Regions from separate parts of the Homo sapiens genome. Here region 2 is linked to region 1. A link is a loop called in an ENCODE intact Hi-C map of the cell type or tissue named here. Cell type or tissue: ascending aorta. All regions are shown on one strand. Links, peaks and the distances in the headings refer to the core of each region. The heading gives the core; the rest is flanking DNA. Region 1 overlaps CDKL4 (cyclin dependent kinase like 4). Region 2 has its middle 43 kb from the start of SOS1.

What was found. A loop is a pair of places that touch in the nucleus more often than their neighbours do. Peaks named below come from ENCODE experiments on the same cell type or tissue, not always from the same donor. Only the 100,000 strongest peaks of a DNase experiment are listed, where the experiment ranks them.
Region 2: a loop joins it to region 1, with 2.8 times the contacts of the local background. A loop is called at or near these places in 4 of 110 quality-filtered maps.

Annotation. Positions count from the first base shown.
Region 1 is chr2:39,226,010-39,231,390 of GRCh38, forward strand. It overlaps CDKL4 (cyclin dependent kinase like 4), which reads right to left. Exons shown (of 10, transcript NM_001397900.1): 2 at 3,356-3,579. The coding sequence starts at 3,523. Among named protein-coding and RNA genes, the nearest start is that of CDKL4, 15 kb to the right of the region's middle. In ascending aorta, for the core only: CTCF peaks have their summits at 2,279 (motif pointing left) and 4,046 (motif pointing left); DNase peaks (open chromatin) are centred at 2,252 and 4,072; H3K4me3 peaks cover 868 bases; H3K27ac peaks cover 356 bases.
Region 2 is chr2:39,161,765-39,167,145 of GRCh38, forward strand. No RefSeq gene overlaps it. Among named protein-coding and RNA genes, the nearest start is that of SOS1, 43 kb to the left of the region's middle. In ascending aorta, for the core only: no CTCF peak of the experiment used is centred there; a DNase peak (open chromatin) is centred at 2,464; H3K27ac peaks cover 864 bases.

The DNA.
Region 1 (5,381 bases), core at 267-5,266:
CTTCTACCCAGACCCCTTAAAGAAACTTAAAGTTGGAAGAAATTTAAGATTCATCCAATGTACCTATAATAAGTGGTAACAAAATTGCTTGAATCTCTCTGGTGATAGCAAGTAAAGTATGTAACTTAAAATACTGCAATAAAACAAAAAACACTTTATGTATTTTATGGAAATTCTATATATACAAGTCATAAAATAACCTGAGTAGAAAATTGAGGAAATGAAATTATTAAGGACTATAAAAATAATCAATATCCACTCAGCTTACATATTGCCATGGATTTTATGGATTTAAATCCAGTCTGGATTCTAGTGTTGACTCCCAGTAATACTTGTTCCTAACCATCAAATCGGAATAAACTGTCTATTCTAGAAGTCCCCACAATTAGTCTGTGTTTTAAATTTACTTATTTATATTTATATAAATTATATATATTATATATATATTATATATATTATATATATATAATATATATTATATATTTTCAGCATTGTTCTTTGATTCTGTTGTTCTCTCTTATGCATAGATATTTTGTGTGTTAAATTCTATTCCCAAACTGACGCATTTCACAAGACAGCCTCTGTTTAATATCGCAAACCCAAGGAAAAATGCTGATTAGGTAGGACAGACCATCACTACAGCGATTAGATAATTTTATCTTCCAAACTAGGGTAATGGGTAGAAGCCAGGACTATCGTAGGCAAACCAGCACATATGGTCACTCCGTCTGTAACTAGGGTGACCACATAATTCAGCATACACACCAGGACACTTTTTTTTTTTCCTTGCTCTGTCGCCCAGGCTGAAGTGCAGTGGCGCCATCTCGGCTCACTACAACCTCCGCCTCCTGGTTCCAAGTGATGCTCATGCCTTAGCCTTTGCTGTAGCTGGGACTACAGGTGGGTGCTACCACGCCTGGCTAATTTTTGTATTTTTAGTAGAGATGGGGTTTCACCATGTTGGACAGGCTGGTCTCACGTGGACAGGCTGGTCTCAAACTGCTGACCTCAAGCAATCCATCTGCCTCGGCTTCTCAATGTGCTCGGATTACAGGCGTGAGCCATTGGGCCTGGCCACACCAGGACACTTTTGAAAGGGGATGTGAACCAGGCAGGACACTGGGACAAAAACTATAAAGCAGAACTCTCTTGGGCAAATCAGGATACATGATCACTCTTATTCCTAACCCATCTTCCCTGTTGTTTTCCCAGTATAGTAGACAAATCAACTTTCCAAACTCTCTTCCATTTACCCAGAAAGATACTGAGAGAGAACACAGCATTTTGCATATAGTAGAAGCTCAACAAATAACAGGCCCAGTAGAAAATTTTAGGTACAGAGACTCACAATGCATGCCTCTACCTCAGTATCTATTAACGTAAGCATGGCTTGACCAAAACAAATGTCACCCTAAAACTGTGTGCCTGCTGCTCCACAGCTGGGGAAAAGAGAATCCATTATACATTAAAAATATGCCCAGGCTGAGGCAGGAGGATCGCGTGAACCTAGGAGTTCGAGATCAGCCTAAGCAACATACTGAGACCCCATCTCTCTAAGGGAAAAAAAAGAGAGAAGCCCAAAGCACCAAACCAATTTGTTTTCTATGTGCTCCACTGCCTAAAAGAGCAGAAAGGCAAAGAGTGGAAGAGACTAGGTCATCTAAAAAGCCAGTGGCTTTGTGCCGCTGCAAAACCACAGTATGGAAGCAAAGCAGGATCTCTACTAGGGGAGTAAAAGATTTACAGATACTACAGTTTGATGCAATGTCAAGGTTAAACCTGGTCCAATCTCCTGTCTTTGGGTAGGTCAGCAATTTATACCGCCTTTGCAAATGAAGTTAACCTAGCCCAGGAAAACAGTAACTTGCCTAAAGAAAAACAGGTGGTAAGGACAGAGAGGCAAGCAATTTAAATAACAAGACTATGTGAGGAAAGGAAGGTCGACTGATCACAGAAGGAGCTGTTCAGGACCTACATGGACACAACATACCAAAAGCAGAAAGATGGACGTTCTGACATTCTGAGGGCCTTCATCAGAGACCAAGCTGAGTCATAATCAGGCTAGTTTTTACCTTACAGCCTCATTCTCCAGTTGGGCACTTGTAATGCAGAAGGTACTACCTGAGCATTAACTTTATCTGAAGACTTGGGACGGAGAGGCTGACAGGTAAAAGCATTATTTTTATTAGAAAGCCACACTGCTTGGTTCAGACCCGCCCTGCAGCTTAGCTCAGTGAGGGTGCCAGAGCTGGCTAGCTGACCGGCGCGCCCTCTGCTGGCTGAGAGGTAAGAGTGAACTTTTTTTTATCATGATGGATGTGTTCCTGAAGACTGTATCAAGTTATATTTCAAACAAAACCCTAGTGTGTATTAGTTGAGGAAACCTGTGGGAAATAATATTTGAAAATGAGAGAAAACATGATAATTATTAGTGATAATTATTATCCTCCCTTACAAACTGAATTTCTGGGGATTTTCTAAAAACAGACGACGTGTCAAAAATGAAGGTTGCCTGTGTGTCCTTGAAATCACAGGGTCTTGTCACATAATGTGTAGCCCACAAACCAGCAGCTTCCGCACTTCCTGCGTACTCAGAAATGCAGAATCTCGGGCCCACCCCAGACCTCCCAACTCAGAATCTGCATTTCAACAAGGTCCCCGGGGATTCCAATGCATATTAACATTTGAGAAGTGCTGCCCCAGACCTCCGTTTCCTCTGCGGAAAATATGGTTGTTAGATAAGAAGCATCTCTACGGTCGCTTATAGATCTAAAACTGTAAGATATTTAGCGTAAGAAAAAATTTACATTGAGAACTTAGGAATCTTACATGTCAAATCTTATCAGAGTGAAAACAATTATAACAAAAACCTTTATGTAAAAAATGTGTACGTTACCGGGGGTGCTATTCAGTATGTCTAAGAACCTGGGGTGCAGTGCAGGCAGGAACCAACGCATGTCGATGCCTACCAGGGCATTGGTGCGGTCCTGTGGGACTGACTCTCTGTGCCAGGAGGTGCTCTTTTAGTTGCTGGTTGGTAGGGGAAGTATTTGGAGGGATATCCAGAGGAGGGCCAGGGTTGGGGGCGAGCGTAAACACTGGGGTGAGTGGACTTAGGATATTTACTAACAAGAATAAAAGTTCTTTTCAGTATAACAATCTATAGCTGTATTCATACACAGACAAAATCAGAGTGGCCGAAGTCCAAAGTGATAATCAACTTATTACCCAAAGGTGCTGATACAAAGGAATTTAAGTCCAATGGGGGGAAAATAACTTTAAAATTCTTTGCAATTTTAACATGCATATTTCACTCAATTCCATGATATTTTACATATATATAAAGTTAACTTACCTTCAACATACGTATTTCTCTTAGTGCTATTTTCTTAACAACAGGATCATCTTCAGATTCCACAAATTTTTTAACAGCTACTACTTGTCCAGAGGTTTTGTTTCTGCATTTGAATACAACCCCATAAGACCCTTCTCCAGTCTTAGCTAATTTTTCATACTTTTCCATTATAGCTGAAGTGACTTAAATTATTGTATCGATTGACTTGCAGTACAATGCTGCACCTGGAAAATAAGGTAGACTTGCCTTAATCAAGCTATAAAAGACAATGTTCTCACAGGTTATATACAACCAATTTGTCCACATGCCAAAGGTTTATATTCATCAATTAATTGGAAATCCACTTAAAAATATTTGGATATTATTTTGTTAGTTTAGTTTAGTCCTCTGCAGCTCTTCCAGCTATCAAAAGATTTCATATGCTATTTCTGACAATGGTTCTATGTTGACCTCAGTTGAACTAAAAGAATTTGTGGAAAGGAAACTTATCCCATCTATTGTTTTCATTATGCTCAAGCAAACAACTGAAATATGATGCTGTAAAATCCAGCTGAAGGAACATTTCATACTCTGGAATATGCTGTTTATCTTTTCTCTTCTAACCCAAGTGCATACACAATGACTAGGAGGAGTTGTGTAAGAAGACATGGTACAAAAAGTGCTATACTTCCACCTGGTGGAGAGAAGAAAGAGCGTGGGCCATTGAACAAAGCAGTCTTTAAAAACAATAACAGGCCAGGCACAGTGGCTCAAGCCTGTAATCCCAGAACTTTGGAAGGCCAAGGTGGGTGGATCACCTGAGGTTGGGAGTTCAAGACCAGCCTAACCAATATGGAGAAATCCCATCTCTACTAAAAATACAAAATTAGCCAGGTGTGGTGGCACATGCCTGTAATCCCAGCTACTCAGGAGGCCCTTGAACCCAGCTGAGATTGTGCCATTGCACTCCAGCTTGGGCAACAAGAGTGAAACTCTGTCTGAAAAACACAAAACAATAACAGAATCCTTTTAGGGTATTTATTGCTCCTAGCTTTTATTTTCATGGAAGAACAGATTCTTAAGTTCTTAGCCCCAAAAGAAAATAATAAACACAAAGAAAGCATTCATTCTTATGAATTCTTTCACATCTCTAGTGATTTCTATGGAAATACTGGGTTTTTCTGTTTTGTGTCATCCATTCTTGAATGAATGTTTTGGTGACCGAATTAAATATTACATGATGACTAAGGCCAACATATTTAAATAAATCAGTCTAAGAATTAAAAATAGAAAAATTCTAATTAGTCTCAAAAACCCCACCCCACTTTATCCAGCAGAATCTTGTTAATATAACCTAATAACAATTACAATAATAATGGCACTTAACATTGTTCTATACAAATTACATAGAATGTGCACAAATATTCTATGAAGTAGGTGTTATTTTTATCCAATTATACAGATGAGAAAAGACACAGTGAAGGTAATACAGAATTAGAACCCACGGAGTGAGATTTCAAAGAACACAATTTTAATCACTACATTACACAGCCTCTCAGTTAAGTGCAAAAGAATGCATAATTCAGCCAGGCATAGTGGCTCACACTTGTAATCCCAGAACTCTGGGAGGTCGAGGCAGGTGGATCACCTGAGGTCAGGAGTTCGAGACCAGCCTGGCCAACATGGTGAAACCCTGTCTCTACTAAAAACACCAAAAAATTACCCGGGTGTGGTGGCACAGGCCTGTAATCCCAGCTACTTAGGAGGCTGAGGCAGGAGAATCTCTTGAACCCTGGAGGTGGAGGTTGCAGTGAGCTGAGATCGCACCACTGCACTCCAGCCTGGGAGACAGAGCAAGGCTCCATCTCAAAAACAAAAACAAACAAACAAACAAACAAACAAAAAGAATGTATAATTCGAAGAACCACTTTATCCAGGTCTTGGTATTAACAAAATGTCAAGTGAAAAAGTTGACTACTTGTAAATTTCTCTTGTTTCAAATGAGTACACATTTTTTAAAACTTCTCTAATAATATTGTCTTTTCCA
Region 2 (5,381 bases), core at 270-5,269, 64 kb before region 1:
CTCAGTTGCCCAGGCTGGAGTGCAGTGGCATGATCATGGCTCACTGCACCCTCCGCCTCCTGGGCTCAAATGATTCTCCCACCTCAAGCCTCCTGAGTAACTAAAATTACAGACACTGGCCACCACACCCGGCTAATTTTGTATTTTTTATAGAGATGGGGTTTCACCATGTTGACCAGGCTGGTCTCGAACTCCTGACCTCAAGTGGTCCACCCACCTTGGCCTCCCAAAGTGCTAGGATTACAGGCGTGAGCCACTGCCCCGGCCTGTTATGTCGTTTCACAAAGTGTCTTAGCTGGAAGGATCCTTAAAATCATCTAATGTAGCTCCATACCCCTTGTTACAGACTGAGGGGCCAGCGAGAGAAGCAGACATACCCAATGCCGTGAGGTTAGGTAGCAGAGGTGGCCCTAGATCCCAGCCAAGGTGTTTTCCACTTTCCTACACTGCTTTGATGGATTTCTTTGGAAGAACAGATGGCCAAGGTCTGAGTTGGTAAATTTCCAAAGCAGACACGGTTTGCTATAGGCAAATTTCCAGCTTCTCTGTTTCTCTCTTGTGGTGCCCTCCAATCCCAACCCCTAAGAAAAGCCCCAGCACCCTCCTGTTGTCCTCTGGTCACCCAACAGTCCCATCGCCCCAGCCCCACATCCATTTTCTCAGCATACCGATGACAAACAGCTCTTGGGAAAGCTATCCCTTTAAAACTGGTACTTAATCTCCCTAATCTTCTCAGTGGGATTGCTTTGAAACTCTAACTTCTAATTACATTCTAATTTTTAAATGTTAAATATTTAAAGCAGAACGAGAAAGGGATTTTTAGTCTCTTCTAGGCCAACCAGTCAATAGTGCAGATTTAGTTATGGTCTTGCTCAATTTCAAGTCAAAAAGGGCTCAACAAGAAGGGAAAAGCAAGCTGGTATGCAGACACTTTGTTGTAGGTGGGAAGTACTCTGAGCTCTCAGGGTGTGAACCCAGTAGAGCTCTCAGGAGTTTGGGGCGGTAGCAGCCTTGGGTTACATCTGGAAATTGTATTTGGAAATTGAAGAGGGGAATTCCAATGAATGCCTTGAAGTCAATTCATGACTAAGAATGCTTAATTAATTAATTAAGACAGAGTCTTGCTCTGTTGCCCAGGCTGGAGTGCAGTGGCACGATCTCGGCTCACTGCAGCCTCCACCTCCTGAGTTCAAGCGATTCTCCTGCCTCAGCCTCCCAAGTAGCTGGGATTACAGGCATGTACCACCACACCTGGCTAATTTTTATATTTTTAGTAGAGACAGGGTTTCACCATGTTGCCCAGGCTGGTCTTGAACTCCTGACCTCAACTGATCCGCCCACCTCAGCCCCCCAAAGTGTTGGGTTTACAGGCGTGAGCCACTTTGCCTGGACAAGAACCCATAATTTAGAGGGAATATTTGATGGAGTCAATTTTGGTGAGGGATTGTTTTTCCCAAATGGGATTACCTTTAAAAATAAGAAGGTGTACAGCATCCAGAGAGATATCAATCTTTAAAATATATTGTAGGGATTTATTTGAATTCAACCTAAGGTTATTTTCAAATGTAGTTTATATAAAATAGTGCTGGTTTTTACAGGGAGTTCTTATATTAGACACAATTAAATATGGAGTGATTTTCTCTGATCTGGAAATTGTAGGTAGTAGAAGGGGGAGATTAGCAAATTTGGGAAGAAGGAAATTGGATAATGGAACTGGTCTTTGTCAGAGCAGAGAGTAGAATACTGGGGATTGGATGAAGGATGAAACTGATGAATAGGAAAGGCATTCAAATCCAAGAAAAGTAGATATTAGCTGGAGAGGAGATTAATTAGGAAAGAGGAAGGAGGAACAGCGGAAAAAAGATCTTGAAATGGGGACTTCTTCAAGATAAATAACAGGTAGGGATTTTTTTTTTTTTTTTTTTTGGAGACAGAGTCTCGCTCTGTCGCCCTGGCTGGAGTGCAGTGGCTCAGTCTCAGCTCAGTGCAACCTCCAGGATTACAGGTGTGTACCACCATGTCCAGCTAAATTTTGTACTTTTAGTAGAGATGGGGTTTCACCATGTTGGCCAGGCTGATCTTGAACTCCTGACCTCAAGTGATCCACCCTTCTGGGCCTCCCAAAGTGCTGGGATTACAGGTGGGCACCACCACACCCTGCCATAAGCATGGATTCTTTCTAGCTAGTACTTTCTTTTCTTTTCTTTTCTTTTTTTGAGACAGGGTCTTGCTCTGTTGCTTAGGCTGGAGGGCAGTGGTTTGATCACAGCTCACCGCAGCCTCCATCTCCTGGTCTCAAGTCATCCTCCCACCTTAGCCTCCCTAGTATTAATAGTTGGGACTACAGGTGTGTGCCACCATGCCTGGCTAATTTTTTCATCTTTCGTACAGATGGGGTCTCACCACGTTGCCCAAGCTGGTGGCCTCAGTCTCCCAAAGTGCTGGGATTACAGGCATGAGTCAGCACCCCTGGCCACCAGCTAGTACTTCTAATGGTTCCTTTTCTATTTTTTTCACTACAACTATTTCTCAAGGATTAGAACTGAATTTTCTTCTTACTCATAGCACTTCCTCACTGTCTCAGGAAAATAAATTGCTCATATGATTTTAGTGGCCAGAATATACAGCTTTAATTAAGATTTGTGTTTCTGGGCTGAGTGCTGTGGCTCACGCCTGTAATCCCAGCACTTTGAGAAGCCGAAGTGGACACATAGCTTGAGCTCAGGAGTTCAGGACCAGCCTGGGCAACATGGTGAAACCCTGTCTCTACTAAAAATACAAAAATTAGCTGGGCATAGTGGTGTGCATCTGTAGTCCCAGCTGCTCAGGAGGCTGAGGTGGGAGGATGGCTTGAGCCAGGAGGCGGAGGTTGCAGTGAGCCAAAATCACGCCACTGCACTCCAGCCTGGGTGACAGAGTGAGACCCTGTCTGAAAAAAAAAAAAAAAAAAAAAAATTTGTGGTTCTAGCCCAGATCTCCTATTCTTTCCCTAATTGTTTTTTTTTACAGCTAATCACTATAAGAAACACAATGACTGTCTAATAGACACAACATTAAATTCGTTTTGTGTCTTCCAAACCAAAAATATTTTTTCTTCAAAACTTAGTGGTACCACCCCAGCCAACTCTTCTATCTCTGATCATTCCAATCCCTCAGGAGATCTCTTGGAGTCACAGTCAGATTTATTTCATGATGTTCCTGTTGGTGTTTTCTTCAAGTTTTCTGGTGAGGTCTTATGTCTTTCAGGTTAAGTTTGTTAGGCTGTTTCCTCTCGGTGGCTGCGTATCCATTGAGGGCTGATTTTCTCCAGGTGATAGTGTTTGCTAAACAATAAGCAAACTTTTTCAAAGAGCGTCAATGAACTAAATTGGTGTAAAGAAAATAACCTGACATATTTTTTTTGCTGTAAGATAAGAGCCTTTTCATATTAGGAATGTAAAAACCACCAAATGGAAGATACAAGCAATTGAGTAAGATGAGGTTTCATGCTTCTTTGGGAGGGAACATGGCAACTACTGCATTAAAAAAAATTCTATGAGGGCGCTTATGGTAGCTCTCGCCTGTAATCCCAGCACTTTGGGAGGCTAAGGCAGGAGGAGAGCTTGAGGCCAGGAGTTCAACTGGCCTGGGCAACATAGTGAGAACCCCCGTCTCTACAAAAAAAAAAAGCCATGCCCAGCTACTTGGGTGACTGAGGTGGGAGGATCACTTGAGCCCAGAAGTTTAAGGCCAGCCTGGGCAACAATATTGAGACTCCTGTTCCTTCAATTTTTTTTTTTTTGAGACTGAATTTTGCTCTTGTTGCCCAGGCTAGAGTGCAGTGGCACAATCTTGGCTCACTGCAACCTCCGCCTTCTGGTTTCAAGCAATTCTCCTGCCTCAGCCTCCCAATTCACTGGGATTACAAGTGCCCGCCACCATGCCCAGCTAATTTTTTTGTATGTTTTAGTAGAGACAGGGTTTCACCATGTTGGTCAGGCTGGTCTCAAACTGCTGACCTCATGATCCACCTGCCTCAGCCTCCCAAAGTGCTGGGATTATAGGCGTAAGCCACTGCGCCCGGCCCTTGAGACTCCTGTTCCTTAAAAAAGAAAAAAACAAAAATGGAAGTTTCCTTTTAGGCCACTGTAAAAACTTGAGCAAATTTCTTTTTTCTTTTTTTTTTTTTTTTTGAGACGTAGTCTCACTCTGTGCCCAGGCTGGAGTGCAGTGGCGAGATCTCGGCTCACTGCAAGCTCCACCTCCCAGGTTCACGCCGTTCTCCTGCCTCAGCCTCCCGAGTAGCTGGGACTACAGGCGCCCGCCATCACGCCTGGCTAATTTTTTTTTTTAAATATTTTTAGTAGAGACGGGGTTTCACTGTGCTAGCCAGGATGGTCTCGATCTCCTGACCTTGTGATCCGCCCACCTTGGCCTCCCAAAGTGCTGGCATTACAGGTGTGAGCCACCGCACCCAGCAAACTTGAGCGAATTTCTAGCATGTGTTCATATATTTGGTAAAATACAATGTTTGGACCATTTCTTTAATACACTGCTTTAGATTTCCCCTATATGGTGCTTACACATGTTTTATGAGACCCTTGGAAGTATAGCAGCCTTGACTGGGTAGGTGGTGGGGACAGACTCCCTGGAATGTACTTAGAGTTCTAGGTTAAATAACATCAGATCTTACGCCTTATCTTAACTGTGCATATTATTTGGGAATGTGTTCAATTGTAATGCAATCTAAAAACATACTCTGTTTTGGCTGGGCGCGGTGGCTCACGCCTGTAATCCCAGCACTTTGGGAGGCCGAGGCGGGTGGAATGCCTGAGCTCAGGAGTTTGCAACCAGCCTGGGCAACACGGTGAAACCGTCTCTACTAAAATACAGAAAATTAGCCAGGGGTGGCGGTGTGTGCCTGTAGTCTCAGCTACTTGGGAGGCTGAGGCAGGAGAATTGCTTGAACCTGGGAGGCAGAGGTTGCAGTGAGCCAAGATTGTGCCACTGCACTCCAGCCTGGGCAACAGAGTGAGACTCTTGTCTCAAAAAAAAAAAAAAAAAAAAAAATTATATATATATATATATATATATATATATATATATATATACTGACACTCTGTTTCAGTTATGTATTGCTGCATAACAAATCATCCCAAAATTTAGTGGCTTAAAACAACGATTTATTATATCTCACAATTCTGTGGGTTGGTTAGGCTCGGCTGGGCAGTTAACCTATTCCACTTGGTGCTGGCTGGGGACCCTTGTTTGCCTATACTCGGCGGGTGGCTACGTGGAGTTGGAAGGTCCAGGAAGGCTTCACTCATGTGTCTGGCCCTTTAAGTGCTTCTCCAAGGGTCTCTGTCTCTCTCCATGTGGTATCTTAATAGTCCAGCCTAAGC